Linked DNA regions of Homo sapiens: region 2 is linked to region 1. The links are chromatin contacts, found by Hi-C in ENCODE. All regions are on one chromosome and are shown on one strand. The core of a region is the stretch at or near the end of the contact, and the rest is flanking DNA. Distances in the headings are between cores, read along the strand shown. Region 1 overlaps LOC107986772 (a long non-coding RNA gene). Region 2 overlaps LINC02888 (long intergenic non-protein coding RNA 2888).

Evidence for each region. Hi-C counts contacts between places; a loop is a spot of excess contacts on that map. Pooled maps may share reads with other maps.
Region 2: a loop to region 1 is called in a pooled map, with 9 times the contacts of the local background. The contact joins two enhancer-like sites. A Hi-C loop is called at or near these places in 13 of 37 single-sample maps with no recorded cell type and 12 of 50 pooled maps.

What each region holds. Positions count from the first base shown.
Region 1 is chr7:17,135,589-17,140,769 of GRCh38, forward strand. The region is part of intron 1 of LOC107986772 (a long non-coding RNA gene); the gene reads left to right. It overlaps LOC101927609 (a long non-coding RNA gene), which reads right to left. Exons shown (of 12, transcript XR_007060234.1): 10 at 2,704-2,777; 11 at 728-908. Among named protein-coding and RNA genes, the nearest start is that of AHR, 160 kb to the right of the region's middle. Within about 2 kb of position 3,887, at least 4 of the 41 ENCODE cell types and tissues checked have a DNase peak (open chromatin) inside an H3K27ac peak, as active enhancers do.
Region 2 is chr7:17,401,015-17,405,946 of GRCh38, forward strand. The region is part of intron 1 of LINC02888 (long intergenic non-protein coding RNA 2888); the gene reads left to right. Among named protein-coding and RNA genes, the nearest start is that of LINC02888, 29 kb to the left of the region's middle. RefSeq lists an enhancer at 4,401-4,932. Within about 2 kb of position 2,182, at least 2 of the 41 ENCODE cell types and tissues checked have a DNase peak (open chromatin) inside an H3K27ac peak, as active enhancers do.

The sequences.
Region 1 (5,181 bases), core at 2,637-5,136:
CACAAGTTATTTGGAATTTTTCTACATGGGATGTTTGTCTATTCTCTTCCATTTATTCAATTATTTTTAGTATATGGACTGCGTGTTTACTTACACTTTGGTTTACCATTTGTTACTATATTTTGCTGCTCAAATTGTTCTAGCTTTGGCCATTGCGTGTTGTTTCAGTTGGCACCTATGTCCTTTTGACATACCATCATCAATGTGTTTTGTATATTTCAAGCACTTCTTTAACTTCTGGTACTACAAAATGCTCCAGGCTCATCTTATAAATTTCCTGCTGTGTTACTGAAATCAGTCACTCTTTCTTTCCAAGAAATTCTGGTTACTTTTGTTGGTGAACAGTATTAGAAATCAAGATCTGGGTTAGATGTACTCATTGCTACTAGGGAATTGTTGCTTCTAAGGCCTCCTCAGCTAGCAGAGTAATAAAATATGAGTATACTAACTTGTGTATATATATACTTAAATATTTCATGTGTAACTATATTTGTCTAGATTAGGCAGAAAATGAGACCATACAGATGCCTACAACTCCAGTCCATTACCACATGGATCATTCTACGTTCCTGCCCTTCCCTATCTCTAACCTCAGACTCGAATATTGACAAACTTGGCTCCCACTGCTCACCATCCATTTTACTGAACTGTTCAATTCACGTATACTTATATAGAGGTTTCAGATTTATTACTCATACCCCCAAGAAAAACGACTTTATCAACTCACTTTATCAACTACAGCACAGTGCTTGCGTTGAGGTCTGTTAACCTTATTCTTGCACATCTTATTTCCAAGGTTAATTAGGTCAGCACTTTACCCCGACTCCTTTCAACAAGGCTGTTTCACACATTTGTAATACAGTTAGATTCTTCTGTCATAATCTTCATTTGATCATGTGATCCCACAACTATTTAAGTGATTTAAAAAAATACATATATTTAATGGTGAGTTTTTTTCTGCTATAAAGTTCTGTGGGTACAGTGTCATAGAGCCATCATTTTAGTTCCATATATGATGGTTTATCCACCCCCAAAACTCCTGTTTCACCTATGTAACCACTCTTTAGTCCCTAGCACCACTGATCTATTATCTTTATAATTTTTCTTCCATAATATCATATGAATGGAATTATATAATATGTAGCATTTTCAGACTGGTTGCTTTCACTTAACAGTACGTATTTAAGATTTCCATGCCTCTGCATAGCTTGATAGCTCATTTCTTAAAATCATTGAATAGTATCCTATTGAGTGGGTGTACCACTTCTGGTTTATCCATTTACATTTACTTATTGAAGGACATTTGTATTGTTTCCCATTGTTTTGCAATTACAAATAAAGCTGCAGTAGAAATTCATGTGCAAGTATTTGTGTGGACATAAATCTTCAGATAAGTTAGGGAAATAGTAGGAACTTGATTGTTGGATTGTATGGTGAAACCATGTTAAACTTTGTAAGAAACTTCAAAACTGTCTTGCAAATTGGCCATATTATTTTGTGTATCTGCCAGCAATGATTGAGAGTTCTTGTCGCTTTGCATCTTTGCCAGCAATTGGTATTGTCAGGACATCATAATTTTAGTTCAGGGAGACTTATATAATACTTCTCATGTAAAGAACCATAAGATAATAAATTTGCATTGTCTTAAACACAATATGTATACTCATTTGTTATAGAAGCAATGGAAATCCAATACATGTACACAGAGTTTCTTTTAAAGAATATGGAAATGTTTGTGTTTATCTTCTGGTCCACATCCAATTATGTCTTCCTTAGGGGCTGAATGCCATAATTTCATCAATAACTTACAAACCTATTTGTGAGCAGAAGAGATAATAATATTATTGTATTTCTTCTCTCACTTTGTAAGAAAGCACCAGCTAGTAATATGCCATTATGAGACATTAGTTTCCAAATTCCCCAGCTACCTACCTATAATATAAATAAATCTTAATAACTACTGATTTTAAAAATCTACTTTGAAGCTCAAGAAAATATTATCAAAAATGTTTATGTAGCAAGTTAAATGTAACTTTGTTTTTTCTTTTCCAATTTCTTTTTAAAATGTCTCTTCGCTTAGTCTCATTTATAGGACTTCCTTGACACTTTCAGTTCTTTGAACTACACCTTTTGTTAATTTTTTAGATTTATTAAGATTTTAGGGAAAAATAAAGAAAATTCAAGAGTGAAAAACTCAGTTATTTTGAGAAATATTTTTTATGACTAATATAACAGTGCAGAACTAAAAATGTCATCTATAAACATTGGTTTCCGTAGATCTGTTCCTCTAAGCAATTTCTTACTGCTTTTTGCTTTTCTTTTAATACATTTCCTGTTTCTAGTCTATAATTTCTGCTTAATTCTTTCCTATATTGGGCCGTCAACTCATTCTGTCATCTGCTTTATTTCCCTCTACATTAAACAATCACTTCCAGAGTACTTTCATTCAATATTTATACAAAAGGGGGGTTTTAATTGAAATTCATTAGAAAAAAAGCTAATTACTAACTTTTTAAAGAATAGATTCTTTTTCACCCTCCATTGAGAGATATGTTACAAGCAATGTGCTAAAACTATATTAGCATGATTTTAACACATGAATTCCCTGATTCCCAATCCTTTCACAGTTCTCCTTTATATCAAGATTTCATAAGCATTATACATTAAAAAAACAGTGAGAAGTACGTAATAGAGTATACCTACCAATATTTAGTATATTGGAGAAAAGCAGGAATACAAACATCCTATAAATGGCAACATATCTGATCATGAGATGACTGGAATAAATAAAAGCACAATTTATACTTAATTTATACTCACCTGAGATGTAGAACAGTTAATGCTTAGTCTTTGATCGCAGCAGAACATACAGATGATTTCTGCTAACATCAAAGATGAAAAGAGCATTAATTGTTCTACTTTTCAGTTGAACATATTATCAACTACAGCAAGACATGATATTCTTTACTTTAGAACTTTACAGTCTAAAGGGAGAATGACAAATATAAATGTAACTATAAGGTAAAATATGATCACTATCATAAAATAAAGGGTTTGATGACCTCAAAGGAAAGAGAAAGTGTGTCTCCTTGAGGGAACCAGGCTAAGTCTCAAGGAGGAGAGACCATTTGGGTTGGACTGATTAAAAAGTTGACAAGAAGAAGGGAACATGCTGAGCAAAGCTAGAGCGGGGAGGTAATAGTGATAGTTAAGAAACATGAACTAATCCAGCACAGGTTTGGGGTAGGTCAGGAGTAAGCAATAAGTAAAAAATTTGGCTAGATCTATATTTATTGAAGTCCTTAAAAATAGCCACCAAAGACTTTTGATTATTTTAACAAAGCTATCTAAGGCAAATTGGATGAAATATTAACATGATTGGGTTAAGAGGTCATCTCAGTTGTCTCTCTAGGTCTAGATTTCAAACGATAGTGTGCATACTTGTCTCTGGAGCAAATAAAAAAGCCAATGACTGTGACTAGGCCCAACCCTTGATTATGATTCACTTCATAAGCTATGGGGCCCAGAAATCCATATTTTTTATCAGGTGACTCTGTGCACATTAGTTTGAAGTTTGAGTGTCTAAGTGAAAGGAGAAAGCCTGACCTTGAGTGTGTCAGAAGAAATGGCTAATAGGTTATAGGTGAGATCAACCTGGCACTCTGACTGTAAAACCTGAATTTTTATACATGACTCAGTTTCAGTTCTGAGGCTTATTTTACTGAAGCATCAAAAACAATCAACGTTTCTTAAACTATACAGTGCTAATTCTCAGAATTGCTTCCTGAAGGTGACTGTAAAACTGAGCACTACCTTAACATACATGGTTTGTGGTTGGATCTAACAGGTTGGGACTAAATTGAGACTGCTTCTTATCCTCCTAATGTCTTAAAAGCCTGGTTGGGCTGCTAAGAGAGATTACAGGAAAAGAATACAGATGAGTTTGAATTCTCCCAGGGCAGGGATATTAACTAATTTGTCTCTTGTAACAGGGTCAATGTTTGTGGAATGAATAAATGAGTGAGTGAATGAATAAACAGGAAATGTGGTTGACTTTTGATGAAAGTTTATAGGACAGTCGTTCAAACACTATCAGAAAATCTAATGTCACCAATGTCCTATAAAATATTGTTCCAGGAAGGCGCTATGACTTTCTACCACAACTGGAAGCAAATGTAACACAAAAAGCAAAAACCTCCTTATTCTTTGTTGGCCTATATCTCCTATCCCAAAAAATACTTCCTTTTTCCTTGGAAAATTCTGGCAAAGATGTCATGAAGCTCCCCCTTAGAAGAGAGCCTCAAGGCAATACAGTTTGCTACAAGGCAAACTTTATTTGCTCCTAAGAATTGTAGCTGCAATAAACTCTGCATGAACAGTATTTACAAATATTCCATCACTTAGTGGAAAAAAATCTTGGGTGCTGCTAAGAATGTGTCTGGCTGGACAATGTTAAATTTTGGAAAACAACTATTTTCTAGGCTGTTTACTAGAATATAACTATCATCAAAATATATTCATGGAGCATTTTTTTTAAAACAGTGAGAATGCCTGTAGTTCAGTAGCTACTGAAGTAATCTCTCCTGTGAAAAGGAGGAGGCCAGCAATAAAGAACAGCATCTCTACATTTATACCCATACAGTATTATTTCTAATATGTTCGACTTGAATTCTCACTTAGATAAATAGATTCCATATGAACCTAATTAACTGGCGTTTCAGTTTCCAAAATGTTATGTAAAATGTAGTGTTTTAAATTGAAAAAATGCAGATGGGAATCTTGAAGGTGTTTGATTTATAGCTGATGCAACAGTTCCTTTTTCTGTTACAGCAGAATACTAACATTATGCTTAGATGATTTAAAGTAGATGCTGTTTATTTTATTTGACTTTCACTAGGATTATAAAGATGACAGTGCTCTACTACAGAAGAGATTTTCTTATTCTAACAGACAAATGCATTTCTAGCCATTATATCACGGCATACATTTTCACAATGTAAATAGCTATTTAATGGAAATGATGAGGCCACTAATGTAGACAAAGTAGCTATTGTCTGAGAGCCCCTGAGTCATCTTGTGTCACAGAAAATATAGTTATTAGTTTTAATCATAACCCTATGGCATTTTAGAAACCTTAGTATCTAACTTCAATATATAGAGATATATAATTAGGAAAATACT
Region 2 (4,932 bases), core at 932-3,431, 260 kb after region 1:
AAATCTTCTTTCCCTGAGACTCCTATAATTGTCTCACCAGAAAAGGAGTTGCCTTCCCTTTGCTCAGTTTGACTCAAGCTCACTCTTAGTGCAGCCCACATTGGCTTCTGTCCTCTTTCTCTTTGCACAGAAGCAGCTCTTCTGTTTATTTACTGACCCTCTGCCCTTTCCAGTCCAAAGCAATCAAGTCACAGTGGACTAATTTGAAGTCTTTTTCTCCCTTTCATCTATTATGTAACATCTACACAACAAAATTTGAGAAACATAGAAATCAGAGCTTGAACCTGGATGCCTAAACCAACATCCATCTCAGCAGGTAGAGTAGATGGTGAGATTGTGATGACCATATGTTTTTTCCTGAAGCATACGTACTACTATTTAAAGCATGGGTCATTTTCTCCTAAGACAGAACTTAACAAAACATGAGCCTTTAAATAAAGTATCAATGTATGTATAAATGAAGTCATCTCACTAGCATCATTCAGTTTGAAGAATACATTCAATGATCCAGAGCCAATATTAAATCTATAATATGAAATGGGCAGAAAAAAAATAAGACTCCAAATTATCACCTTCCCAGAAACCAACCTCTCTCTCACCAACTGCTCAGAAAAGAAGAAAGCAAATATAAAAGAAATATGACCATTTTGTTATTTTGCTCTTACATGGAATTGAAATTAAGCTATATGGAAAATTCACTAAATTCTACCGATCTATCTTTTTAAAAGGGAAATGTTAAGCAGTTCTGAAAGAGTGCACCCAGCTTCCTTTCCAAAGGATACTGCTAATGGAGTTGAACACACCCTTCCTGTCACCCCAGGTGCTAAATATGTGGAAGTTGGGAATATCTAAATGCTTGGAGATCCTGAAGATACTCCCTGAGGTGGCTATAAAAAGACTACGCTTGGCTTCTGAGAATGTAGTGGCAGACACTTTCACTTTATTTTATTTTACTTTATTTTATCATGGGAGGAAGTTTTATTGAGTCACCATCCCCCTACACCTCAACTTCTCTTTTTTAAAAATATGTGTAAGTTTTTTCTACTTCTGTCTCTCAGGAACAGGTTTTTGGTGGTTCAGAAATTTCTCCCACTTTTACCTGACTGTGGGCAACCTCAGCAACAGAGGCTCCTGGAAATATCCTCCACCTATTTTTCTCAGATGTGAGAACGGTTGACTGGAGTTATGAGGGGGAAGTGGCTGGTGCAGAAAGTTGCCAAAAGGGTGATGGAAAGTTCTTTACTGATGAAAAAAGAAAAGAATAATAATTCATATTTATCTTTTGACCAAGACAAGATAGGAACAGAGGTGCCTTTGCTTGCTTTCACCTCAAGCAGGAAGTGAGAGTCCTATTAGCCTCTGGGTTCTGGGAAGTCAACGATTTGGGGTTATTTTTCTTCCCGCCCATTTCTTTACCTTACTCATAGGTTTAATATTGACCTCTGTCTTTATCACTGAATCTGTTTTTCAAATTGAGCAATTCTCAATTTGTCAGATGATTTATTTTTTACATATACATGAATGTTTTGTTGAAACAAGACTTTCAGCGGTATCAGTCATGGGGGAGCTTAGCTGTGAACCCGGAGGTGAGAGTAAAGTCTTAGAACAAAGAGGAATTCGAAATTACGGAACATTTTTAACTTCTTTACTCAGTGGTAAAGAATGGAACATCTTTTACGTCAAACTACTGAAGTTGTGGGCAAAATTACAAGCGATGATTATGCAGGATAGGTTAGTTTTTGGCCATTTTAGGCTTTTCTTGATTTTATGGAGTAGTCTGAAAGGAGTGAGCTGGTGAGAGAATTTACTAGGTGCTGAAGCAATGAGAACTGACAGCTGATATACAGGGGAAGAGCTCCGTTTCAGTCACATTGAATTTGAGGTGCCTTTAAGAGGAGGTAATCAGGAAGAATTTGCAACAGTTCTTTAAACCCCGGTGGATATCAGAGCTAATCATGTATCCGTGGGAGTTGTCAGGGTAAATCTGATGACTGATGCCAAGAACCTCACATAAGGAGGTCAGGTGGCATGAGAAGAGATGATGAGTGAGAACACAAGCTGAGAAAGAACAGTATTTAGAGGATGGACTGAAGGACAAGTGGGGGAGTTTGAAAATGCGGAGCTGTAGAGGTAAAGGACACTGAGTATATCTGCTCTGGTCCTTTGGGGACTTTCCACAGCACTAGCTTCACCTTGGTTGCTTGCCAACTGCTGAGACAGTAAGTCCAGATTTTAGTATTTGACCCACGCTGCCTTCTCCAGATCATGCTCCTTGATATTACCTCTGAATTTGCTGAAAGAAAAACATTTCCACTCAAATATCACTTGAACATGATTTATGAGTAAAATGAATAATATTTTACTATAAAACATACAGAGGTGAGTCTCATAACGATATTCAGGGTGGCCCCAAGCTATCTTCTTTTTTTTTATTTTTAAAGTTTTCAAAATATTTTCAGGCCAAGTGTGGTGGCTCATGCCTGTAATCCCAACACTTTGGGAGACTGAGGCAAGAAGATCACTTCAACTCAGGAATTTGAGACCAGTCTGGGCAACATAGCGAGACTTCATCTCCACTTAAAAAAAAAAAAAAAAAAAAAAAACTCAAATGTGGTGGCGCACGCCTTTGGTCCCAGCTACTTGGGAGCGCTGAGGTGGGAAATCTCTTGAGCCTGGGAAATAACGGCTACAGTGAGCTTTGATCGTGCCATTGCACTCTAGCCTGGGTGGCACAGTGAGACCCTGTTTCAAAAAAAGTGAATATATTTAAGGTATACAGCAGGATGTTTTAATATAGAGAGTTAAATGACTGCTATCGTTAGCTAATTAACATACCCATCTTCTCAGGTAGTTACCTTGTGTATGTGTGTGGTGAGAATACTTGAGATATACTCTCCTATCAAATTTCATGTATATAATATAGTATTACTAACTATGGTCACTATGCTATACATTAGATCTCTAGAATGTATTCACCCTACATACCTAAAATTTTATACACTTTGACCAGCACCTTCCCTTTCTTCTCTCCCAGCCCCTTCCCCTAATAACCACCATTCTACTCTCTGCTACTGTGAATTCAGCTGTTTGAGATTCCACATCTAAGCTATCTTCTTTATTAGCCATTGCTAAAGAGTCACTGATAAGCCTGCTTCCTGTCTGTTGGGTGCAACTAAAAAGCAGACCCTTGATCTGGCATTCTGGTGGTGAAGTGACTTATAGCTCTAGAACCTCCCAACCCAAGCCATCCTACGGCAGCTGTTCTGAAGTTGACTTTTATAGCTTCTACAGAACTGTAAGCTTGCCGTTGAAAGTGGCACCTAGCCATTTATTCGCCAGTAATTATAAGCAAATGAATCAAATTTGAAGCAGGAGTGTAATAAAATCAGTAATGGATAGGATTTTAAGCAACAGGCAAACTTCTAAGAGGGGCTGGCACCCCTTTTTAAAAATAGATTAATGTCATCTGCAAACAGAGACAATTTGACTTCCTCTCTTCCTACTTGAATACCCTTTATTTCTTTCCCTTGGCTGATTGCCCCGGCCAGAACTTCCAATACTATGTTGACTAGGAGTGGTGAGAGAGGGCATCCTTTTCTTGTGCCAGTTTTCAAAGGGAATGCTTCCAGTTTTTGCCCATTCAGTATGATACTGGCTGCGGGTTTGTCATAAACAGCTCTTATTTTGAGATATGTTCTATCAATACCTAGTTTATTGAGAGTTTTTACCATGAAGGGGTGTTGAATTTTATTGAAGGCCTTTTCTGCATCTATTGGGATAATCATGTGGCTTTTGTCATTGGTTCTGTTTATGTGATGGATTACGTTTATTGATGTGCATATGTTGAGCCAGCCTTGCATCCCAGGGATGAAGCTGACTTGATTGTGGTGGATACGCTTTTTGGTGTGCTGCTGGATTCATGTCCTTTGCAAGGACACGGATGAAGCTGGAAACCATCGTTCTCAGCAAACTAAAACAAGAACAGAAAACTAAACACCGCATGTTCTCACTTATAAGTGGGAGCTGAACAATGAGAATACATGGACACAGGGAGGGGAACATCACACACCGGGGCCTGTCGGGGGCTGGGGGCTAGGGGAGGGATAGCATTAGAGAAATACCTAATGTAGATGACATAGGTATTAGGGTAGATGGGTGCAGCAAATCACCATGGCACGTGTATACCTATGTATACCTATGTAACCTGCACATTCTGCACATGTACCCCAGAACTTAAAGTATAATTTAAAAAAAGGTAGTAAGATGATAGATTTAAACCCAAATATATTTGTAATTACATGAAATGTCAGCAAAGTAAGTACTCTAATTAAAAGCTAAAGATCGCCAGATTGGAAAAAAAAAAAATATGCTACTTTCAAGAGATTTTCCTTATATAGAAGAATATAGAAAAGTAAAAGAATGGAAAATGTATAACATGCAACCAATATGAAACAAAATAGAATTTAAGGCAAGGAATATTATTCAAGATAAAAAGGGAAGGCTGGGTGAAGTGGCTCACACCTATAGTCACAGCACTTTGGGAGGCCAAGGCAGAAGGATTGCTTGAGTCCAGGAGTTTGAGGCAAGCCTGGGCAACACAGTGGGACCCCATATCTAAAAATAAAAAATAAAAATAAATTTTAATGAAAAAATAGATTAATGGCAGAGCAGACTTGAGAGACAAATGGTTCTTGCAATAAGCGACAGCGGTATTAAGATGTATGTTCAGGATCTCATTGGATAGAGGATTAGGAAAATTTCTTTGTTTTAATGTTTCTTAGTAGACCTTTTTAGAAAGAAGGGCAGTGTGAAAATAATATCCTAAGAGCTCATAACGGCAAATGCCAAGGTTTGTGTGGTGTGTGTGTGCGCGCACGTGTGTGTGTGTATGCATGCCTGTGTAATATTATGAGATAATACAAGGGAGAAGGG